3 separate regions of the Homo sapiens genome follow, and all the other regions are linked to region 2. Evidence: chromatin contacts called from ENCODE Hi-C or POLR2A ChIA-PET data. All regions are on one chromosome and are shown on one strand. The core of a region is the stretch at or near the end of the contact, and the rest is flanking DNA. Distances in the headings are between cores, read along the strand shown. Region 1 holds the start of PBX4 (PBX homeobox 4). Region 2 holds the start of ZNF682 (zinc finger protein 682). Region 3 holds the start of CILP2 (cartilage intermediate layer protein 2).

The links. A loop is a pair of places that touch in the nucleus more often than their neighbours do. ChIA-PET counts read pairs that join two places held with the same protein, here RNA polymerase II (POLR2A). Pooled maps may share reads with other maps.
Region 1: a loop to region 2 is called in a pooled map, with 7 times the contacts of the local background. The contact joins the promoter of PBX4 here to the promoter of ZNF682 in region 2. A Hi-C loop is called at or near these places in 5 of 50 pooled maps. POLR2A ChIA-PET finds 5 or more read pairs at or near these places in 2 of 52 experiments (H1 and activated B cell).
Region 3: a pooled map shows a loop between it and region 2 (2.5-fold over the local background). The contact joins the promoter of CILP2 here to the promoter of ZNF682 in region 2. A Hi-C loop is called at or near these places in 1 of 168 maps with a recorded cell type or tissue (CD8-positive, alpha-beta T cell), 1 of 37 single-sample maps with no recorded cell type and 5 of 50 pooled maps. POLR2A ChIA-PET finds 5 or more read pairs at or near these places in 1 of 52 experiments (BJ).

What each region holds. Positions count from the first base shown.
Region 1 is chr19:19,617,390-19,620,089 of GRCh38, forward strand. PBX4 (PBX homeobox 4) reads right to left here and starts at 1,298. Exons shown (of 8, transcript NM_025245.3): 1 at 1,122-1,298. The coding sequence starts at 1,240. RefSeq lists a silencer at 1,080-1,289.
Region 2 is chr19:20,038,077-20,040,776 of GRCh38, forward strand. It overlaps ZNF682 (zinc finger protein 682), which reads right to left and starts at 1,429. Exons shown (of 4, transcript NM_033196.3): 1 at 1,267-1,429. The coding sequence starts at 1,269. RefSeq lists an enhancer at 1,199-1,775.
Region 3 is chr19:19,536,943-19,539,642 of GRCh38, forward strand. It overlaps CILP2 (cartilage intermediate layer protein 2), which reads left to right and starts at 1,323. Exons shown (of 8, transcript NM_153221.2): 1 at 1,323-1,471. The coding sequence starts at 1,408. YJEFN3 (YjeF N-terminal domain containing 3) reads left to right here. Exons shown (of 7, transcript NM_198537.4): 7 at 377-639. The coding sequence ends at 582. RefSeq lists a silencer at 1,199-1,568 and an enhancer at 2,661-2,700.

The DNA.
Region 1 (2,700 bases), core at 48-2,547, 420 kb before region 2:
AGCCTCAGCCTCCTAAGTAGCTGGGACTACAGGCTTGCATCATCACACCTAACTAATTTTTTAATTTTATTTTTAGTAGAGACGAGGTCTTACTACATTGTCCAGGTTGGTCTCGAACTCCTGAGCTCAAGCAATCCTCCTGCCTCAGCCTCCTAAAGTGCTGTGATTAGAGATGTGAGCCACTCCACCCAGTCCTTATTTTTTGCTATTTACATTCCCTCCCCTAAATCATGTACTCGAGAGCAGGGACTATGTCAGCACCCGGTTCCCTATCCAGTTATTGTAAGGATTCAATAAAAATTTGCTGAATTCATTAAAAAGAAAATAGGTCTTCCATCTCCACCCACTCCTCTACTAACCCTTTTCCCAAAAGTTCTCGATGGTTCCCACACCAAGTTACCCCAGTTCAGTTCTTCAGTCTCCTGCAGACATTCCTGAGTCCCATTCCCAGCCACTCACTCTCCATCATCTGCCCTGGAAACTTCCCACCCACAGGCCGGGCTCGGTGGCTCGCGCCTGTAATCCCAGCACTTAGGGAGGCCGAGACGGAATGAGTGCTTGAACCCAGGAGTTTAAGCAACTATAGCGAGACCCCTGTCTCTACAAAATATACAAAAAAATCAGCCGGGCGTGGTTGCACGTGCGCCTGTGGTCCCAGCTACTCGGGAGGCTGAGGCAGGAGAATCAACTGAGCCGGGGAGGTGGATGCTGCAGTGAGCCATGATCACGCCACTGCACTCCAGCCTGGGCGACAGAGCAAGACCGTGTCAAACAACAACAAAAAAACTTCCAGCCGCAGGAGTCCCATTAACGTACCCATTTAGTCATTCACTCGTCAAAAGTCCCGTACGTGCCCATTTCTCAGCCCTACTCCCTAAACCCCTAAACCCAACCTTCTCGCCCCAAGATGAGCTGCTGAAAATCCTTCACGCCACTGCTCGGCCCCATAAGGCCTATCCAGCCCGTTCCGTTTGAACCCCATACATCCCTTCGTCCTCGGGACCCCCCTCCAGCCCTCCTCAAGCGCCCCTCGTCAGTCTGGCCTCCACGCCCCGTCCCCTCAGCCCGCCAACCTCACTGCCACGACCCTGCGTGGCCCCTGCCGAGCCCGCGGGCAGCACCTGGCCTGTGCCTCGTCCAGGCTCTGGTCGGTGATGGCCATGATCTGCTGCAGGACGTCGCTCGTGTCGAGGCGCCGCGGGGCGGGGGGCGATGGCGCGGGGCGCGGCGGGGCGGCCATGAGCGGCAGGGCCGGGCGGGCGCTGTGAGGGTGCCGTCGAGCCTGGAGCACTACCACTGGCGCCGCAGCCAACCGCCGCTGCCTGAGCGCCGCGCCCGCTCTCGCTCGCGCCTAAGCCACGCCCACCGCCGCTATCGCCAGCCAACCCGTGTATTGCACCGCCTACAGACACGCCCCTTCATCTCCGTCAGCCAACCGGCGCCACGCACCGCCCCCGGGACTCGCCCCGAACTTCCCCCTCTCCGGGCTTGGACTGGGTTTGGGGTTGCCGAGGCAACGGCACTTCTCATAAGCGCCCTCCTTCCCCTTGAGAGAGGGCAGCGCTGGCTCCGCTCCAGCCAGAGGCCCCCATCCCTCACATCTCGCGCGGTGCACGCCTCCTTCAGCCCCACTCGCATCTCCTCAGAGTTCCTGCTCCTCCTCAGGGCCCCCTTCTCCTCAAAGCCCTCGGTCCTCAGAGACCCTCACTCCCCAGAGCACCCCAACTCTTCCTCCAAGCCACCCCCTCCTCCTCAGAACCCCACACCTCTTATAGCTTGATCGACAGCCCCCATTCATTTCCAGAAGCCCCAAGCCCCAGACCCCTGCTCAGTCCCCCTAATGCTCCCTGCATCCTCAGCCCCATCAGGTGGGCCACTGGGGCCCCTGGCTCTTCCTCTAGAGCTTTCCACGCCCCGTTCACCTGGCTAAGGCGGGGCGCAGGCGTGCGTGGTTGATGGCAACGAGGAGGTCAGAACGCAGCGCTTTTCTCCACTGCAGAAATCAATTCCAGTCACCTTTCAAGGTCCAGCTGAAGAGTGACCTCGCTTGTTTATTCATCTTCGCAGATTACAGTTCTGGGCATAGAAAATGCTACCACGTGGTTACCGAATGAAGGAAGGATGTTTACTGAGAGACTCCCCTGCAGTGTACCCCAAATCAGAGCGAATCCTCACATCTTTGTTTCTAGTCCTTAGGACACAGCATCGAAGGCTCCTAGTGCACAAGAAAAGGAACTGGGCGGTGGCTCATGCCTGTAATCCTAGCACTTTGGGCGGCAGAGGCGGGAGGATCACTTGAGCACGGGAGTTTGAGACCAGCTTGGGCAACATAGTGAGACCCCGTGGTGGTGCACGCCTGTGGTCCCAGCTATTTGGGACTTGAGAGGCTGAAGTGGGAGGATCACTTGGGCCTGGGAATTTGAGGCTGCAGTGAGCCATGATTGCACCACTGCACTGCAGCCTGGTTGACGGAGACCAGGTCTCAAAAAAAAAAAAAAAAAAAAAAAGTAATGGCCTGGACATGAATCTCTTCTCCAAAGTCACAGAACCTCCTGGAGCCTATTTGCTATGAGGACAGTCTCCAGATGTGGGCTCAGTAAAAGGTCCTCAGCCTGCTGGCTGGGAGCCCTTCCAGGGTGGGGCCCACGTTCTCTCCATTGCTGCTGGGGAGGAAATTCAAACACCATCTGGTATGGCTGG
Region 2 (2,700 bases), core at 179-2,678:
AATAACACAGGGTGGCTGAGGATGCATTGCCCTGTGAAGTTTCCAAAGTGGAACCTCAACCCAAAAACATTCTGATAAGGTGTCTGTGCCTAGGAAAGATTAAAGGGAGATTGGCACAAAGGTTTTTGTTTTTTGGTCTTTTTTTTTTTCATGGTGGAGTGTTGGGATTATTCTCTGCTTTCATCTCCTGTAAAATGTTTGCAAATGAAAAACAATTCTTTTTCTAAAAAGTGCCATCCGCTGCTCTTTGAAATAATGATCAATCAAAATACTGTGTCTGAAATGTACAAAAAAGGACTAATAGTTGATAATGTTGTGAATTAGAGAGGGGAAGTTGGTGTTGAAGAATGTCAGGAAAGAACTGAAAATTTAAAATTCAACTGCAAGTCAGAGTTAGGCTGGGGCAACAGAGTGGTAGCTTTGAGATTCTGTTTGTCACACATTTGGAAAATCCAAGAGAAAACCACTTCTGTGGAGTGTTAAATAAATAGCAGGCAGTTAGACTGAGGTGGCTCTAGTACCCTGAGTTCCTACATTAAAAAAAAAAAAAATCAAAGGCAAATACATTTCTTGTAAATTGCTACCTTAGGGGGAAACAAAATTCAGATTTTTCAGATTTAAGCAACCACAAACCTTCAATTAACTTCTGATTACATAACCAGGCAATGACAACCTGAATAGTCTAAATAAGATGACTACATAACTGGAACGAGTCAGTTACTGAATTCGGTTTGCTTCATCCTGCACTTTATAAAAAACTTTCCTTCAAGCTCTTCGGCTGGACCCCCAACCACAAACCGTGGCTGGGTGCTCTCTGAGCATAAATCACTGTTAACTTCAATAAGTTTTCAACATTTTAAAGGTGACTCCCATAGTTTTTAAACAGGAGAAGGAAAAGACTGAGGACCCCCGGGATCACAGCACTTCCCACGCACAAACCACACACGGGGTCTGGACTCTGCCCTGAGGACGCTTCCATTGTCCCCGCAGTCGGGGCAGACGCAAGAACGCGCGCGGCTCTTCCCAGGGTGGGCTCCGGGCGGGAAGCGGGAGAACGGAACGGGATGCCCGCCCAGGGTCCCGGCTGCTGGCCCACCTCGCATCCTGTGCCCGGAGGTGATCGACGGCCGAGCTGTGCCTGCCGGGGACTCCAGTCCGCAGACTCCGGAGCTGACAGCTGGGAGGCCCCAGTCCCGTCACTGCCGGTTCCGGCCGGTTTCAACCAGCCCTGCCCCCACCTCGGGATGCGCGGCCTGGCACACTCACCATTTTTCGGCTTCCGGGATGTCGTGGAGTCTTAGCTCTGGATCTCACAGCATCTGCAAGTCAGAGGGCAACAGAGGCTGCGACAGTCACCGGGAACTACTAGAGCAGAGGATACTAAGCAATGAAGATGGACCCTGAGCTCTGGCTGGAGCGAGACAAAGGCCCCGCCAGCTCCAGGACACCGCCCCCTCTACCTTGGCTGCGCACCTGATTGGACAGTTCCCACTCTAGCGCCCATGATTGGATACAGTTCCATGCCCCGCCCCCTCAGGTCATGAGTGACAGGAGGCGTGATCTGAGAATGTGTTGAATAAGGCAAGAGTTACAGGTTTTTCCTGAACCCTTTTCTGGCGCGCTTCCTTCCTGAATTGGAAACTGGCCCTTCCTGGGGAACATTTGCATTTAACTTTGTATATAAAGTTATCTTTATTTGTGAATAGTATACATATGTTATTCACAAATGGAAACAATATAATGACAATTATTTTAAAATCTCAGATTTCATCATTTTCCTAGCCTCCAGTCTTTTGAGCAGGCAGCCTAAGATGTCGCAAGGGAGGCAATTCTCTAAGAAATAAACTGTGAAGCACATATGAATTTTACATTTTCTAGTAGCCACATTTTAAAAAAGAAACCAGGCGTGGTAGCCTGTGCCTGTAGTTCTAGCAACTAGGGAGGCTGAGGCGGGAGCATCACTTGAGGCCAGGAGTTTTAAGACCAGCCCGGGCAACATAGCGATGATCCCATCTCTACAAAAAATAATTAAAAATTTAGCCAAGTCTGGTGGTGCACGCCTGCAGTCCTAGCTACTCAGAAGGCTGAGGCGGGAGGATCACTTGACCCTGGGAGACCAAGACTGCAGTGAGCCACGATCACACCATTGCACTACAGCCGGGGTGACAGAGTGAAACCAAGTTTAAAAAAAAAAAGATCTCTGAAGAAGGCATTTTCTCTTTCTGCAATTTAGCCAAGCAGCTGAGTATGTCTTGAAGTCATCTTCTAATTTTTAACAGGGCAAGGATGTTTTCTAAAACCCCAGTCTCCAGAGTTGCCATGGGGCAAATCCCGGCAGCATACATGAAAATCACTCACAGCTAATGCATTCTTCATCAGATCCAGTGCTTCTTACCCCTGGCAAATAAAAATCACCTGCGGGGTTGGGAGCGGTGGTTCACGCCTATAATCTCAGCATTTTGGGAGGCCGAGACGGGCGTATCACCTGAGGTCAGGAGTTCGAGACCAGCCTGGCCAACATGGTGAAACCCCCATCTCTACTAAAAATACAAAAATTAGCCGGGCATGGTGGCACACGCCTGTAATCCCAGCTACTCGGGAGGCTGAGGCAGGAGAATGGCTTGAACGTGGGAGGCGGAGGTTGCAGTGAGTCGAGATCGCGCCATTGCAGAGTGAGACTTCGTGGGGAGGGTGGTGGTG
Region 3 (2,700 bases), core at 73-2,572, 500 kb before region 2:
CTGGGTGACTGAAGACAGAGGCTGGGTCAGATGGAGGAGGGCGATTGAATAGTAGGATAGGAGCAGAAGCAGAAAGTCTGAGTGCAGAAGCTCTGGTCTGATTGGGAGGGAAACACCTCCAAGGACTGGGAGAGACTTGTCTGAGGGCGGAGGCAGAGTTCTAGGGGGCGACAAGTCTCACCAGGACCCATGTGCCAGAGAGAAAAGGCTGGGTCTGATGGGGGAGGGGAAGTGGGGGTGGGGCAGCAGGACTCTGGTCTGAGGGCAGAGGCTCAGTGTTGGAGGGGAGAGGAGAGGAGGCAGGGACAGGATGGACTCTAGGCTGAGGGCAGGCCACCCTCCCAGTTCCCAATCCCCCCGGACCCTCCTCCCTCAGGCTGGGACGCAGAGACCGGCAGCGATTCGGAGGACGGGCTGCGGCCTGACGTGCTGGTGTCTCTCGCGGCGCCCAAGCGCTGCGCTGGCCGCTTCTCCGGGCGCCACCACTTCGTGGCCGGCAGGTTCGTGCCCGATGACGTGCGCCGCAAGTTCGCTCTGCGCCTGCCGGGATACACGGGCACCGACTGCGTCGCGGCACTGTGACCGCCACCCGCGGCCACACCGCAGGGACCCTCGCCAATAAACAGCCCTCCCACCACCGCCGCCTCGCCTCCGCCTCCTTTGTGCACCGGGCCCGCTGCGGGGGTGGGCACACTCGAAGAGGGACTTCACACGGTCCCTGGGTGATCCAAGGCGGGGAGCATGAGAAGGGCGGTGGAGTGGGACTTCCCGCTGGCCTAGAAAACTTCAGCTAGGGCTGGGGGCGGTGGCTCCTGCCTGTAATCTCAGCACTTTGGGAGGCTGAGGCTGGAGGATCGCTTAAGGCCAGGAGTTTGGGACCAGCCTGGGCAACATAGCAAGATCCCGACTCTACAAATTAAAAGAAAAAGAAGAAAGAAAACTCGAGCCAGAAGAATGGAGGGTAGATTCAGGGTGGGACTCCCAGACTGTTTGGGGTGGCCTAAAGCCTATAGGATCGAAGTGAGACGCGAGACAGGACTTCCAGCCACCTAAAGCGGGTCCGAGCAGCTTGAGGCTGGATTCCAAGTGACACTTCCCTCAGGCAGCTTGGGATGCAGCTTGGAGGACTGAGTGGGCTCGGGGAGGGAGTTCCAGCAGGCCACGGGGAACCCAGGACAGCCTGAGGACGGAGGCACAGCCAGACGCACCAAGGGGGGCGACCCAGAGGGGTTGCTCGAGCGCCGTCACCCAGGGCCAGGGGGCGTGGCCTGAATGGGGCGTGGCCAGGGCGGGATCTGCGGTCGCATCCCGCCCCCACTCTCAGTCCCAGCGGCCGCCAGACCCGCCGGAGTTGGACCCGAGCACGCCGCGGAGCCCGGACCCTCCCTCGGACGCTCTGCCCCGGCCATGGCGTCGCTGCTGCCACTGCTCTGTCTCTGTGTCGTCGCTGCGCACCTGGCGGGGGCCCGAGGTGAGGCGCCTCCAGCCCCCGCGCCCAGCCCCTGAGGCTCCCGAGGGCCTGGCAGCCGGCCTTGGGTGAAGCCGCACTCGGGGAGAGAACCCAGGGACCCACGCGCTTCCCCGGGGACTGGGTCCCCTTCACCAGTCGGATCCCCGCGACCACCTGGGGCGCGGAGCGGGCCTCATCCATTCTCTTCCTTGGCTAAGCCGGGAGTGTGGATAAGAACCTAGGGTTCCTCCCGGGGTTTGGACTCTGAATCACCGGCCAGGTCTCCCACCCTGGACCGAAGGGGTCGGAACTGGCCCCTCCCACCTAACTCCCACACACGCACTCACTCCAACCGCTGGAGAAAGAAATGCCCATCCCTGGAACACTCAATGGGGCGGGGGACGGGCCCACTTCTCAAGTGAGGAGACTGAGGCACCCAGAAGGAAGGGGCTTGTCTGACCTCATCACTCTGCTGGGAGTATCTTGGACAGCTCCTATCTTGGAGAAGCCAGTCTAGATTCCAAGGACTTCCCGGCAGCTCGGACTGTAGTACAGGGATGGAAGACAGACTAAGGGAGGGGCTTCCAGCAGGCCAAGTGGATGAGGGGGAGCCCAGCCTGAGGGCAGAGGCACAGCCAGCTGAACTTGATTGATCTCGCGGCAGCTGAACATAGTGGGAGGGAGACTCTAGCCTAGGGGAACTGGGTGGTACTTGCACTTCCCCAGCCGGGGGGTTAGGGCTAGGTCAGAGAGAGGTACCTGGCTTTGGGGGCCTGGTGGTGGTCATGGGCAGCGCGCTGGAGGAGAGTGTATGGCAGCCCTTGGGGCTAGAGCTGGGTTCTGGCCTCTCAGAGCCTCAATTTTCCCTCCTGTTAAAATGGGGATCATGGGCCAAGCACGGTGGCTCACGCCTGTAATCCCAGCACTTTGGGAGGCCGAGGCGGGCGGACTACCTGAGGTCAGGAGTTTGAGACCAACCTGGCCAACATGGTGAAACCCCGTCTCTACTAAAAATATAAAAATTAGCTAGGCCTGGTGGAGCGTGCCTGTAATCCCAGCTACTCAGGAGGCTGAGGTGTGAGAATCACTTGAACCCAGGAGGCAGAGGCTGCAGTGAGCCGAGATCGTGCCACTGCACTCCAGCCTGGGTGACAGAGGGAGATTCCGTCTCAAAAAAAAAAAAAAAAAGGGGGGGGATGATCGTGGCTGCACCTTGCCTAAAAGGAGGCTCCCAGCGGTCCCCATCAGTA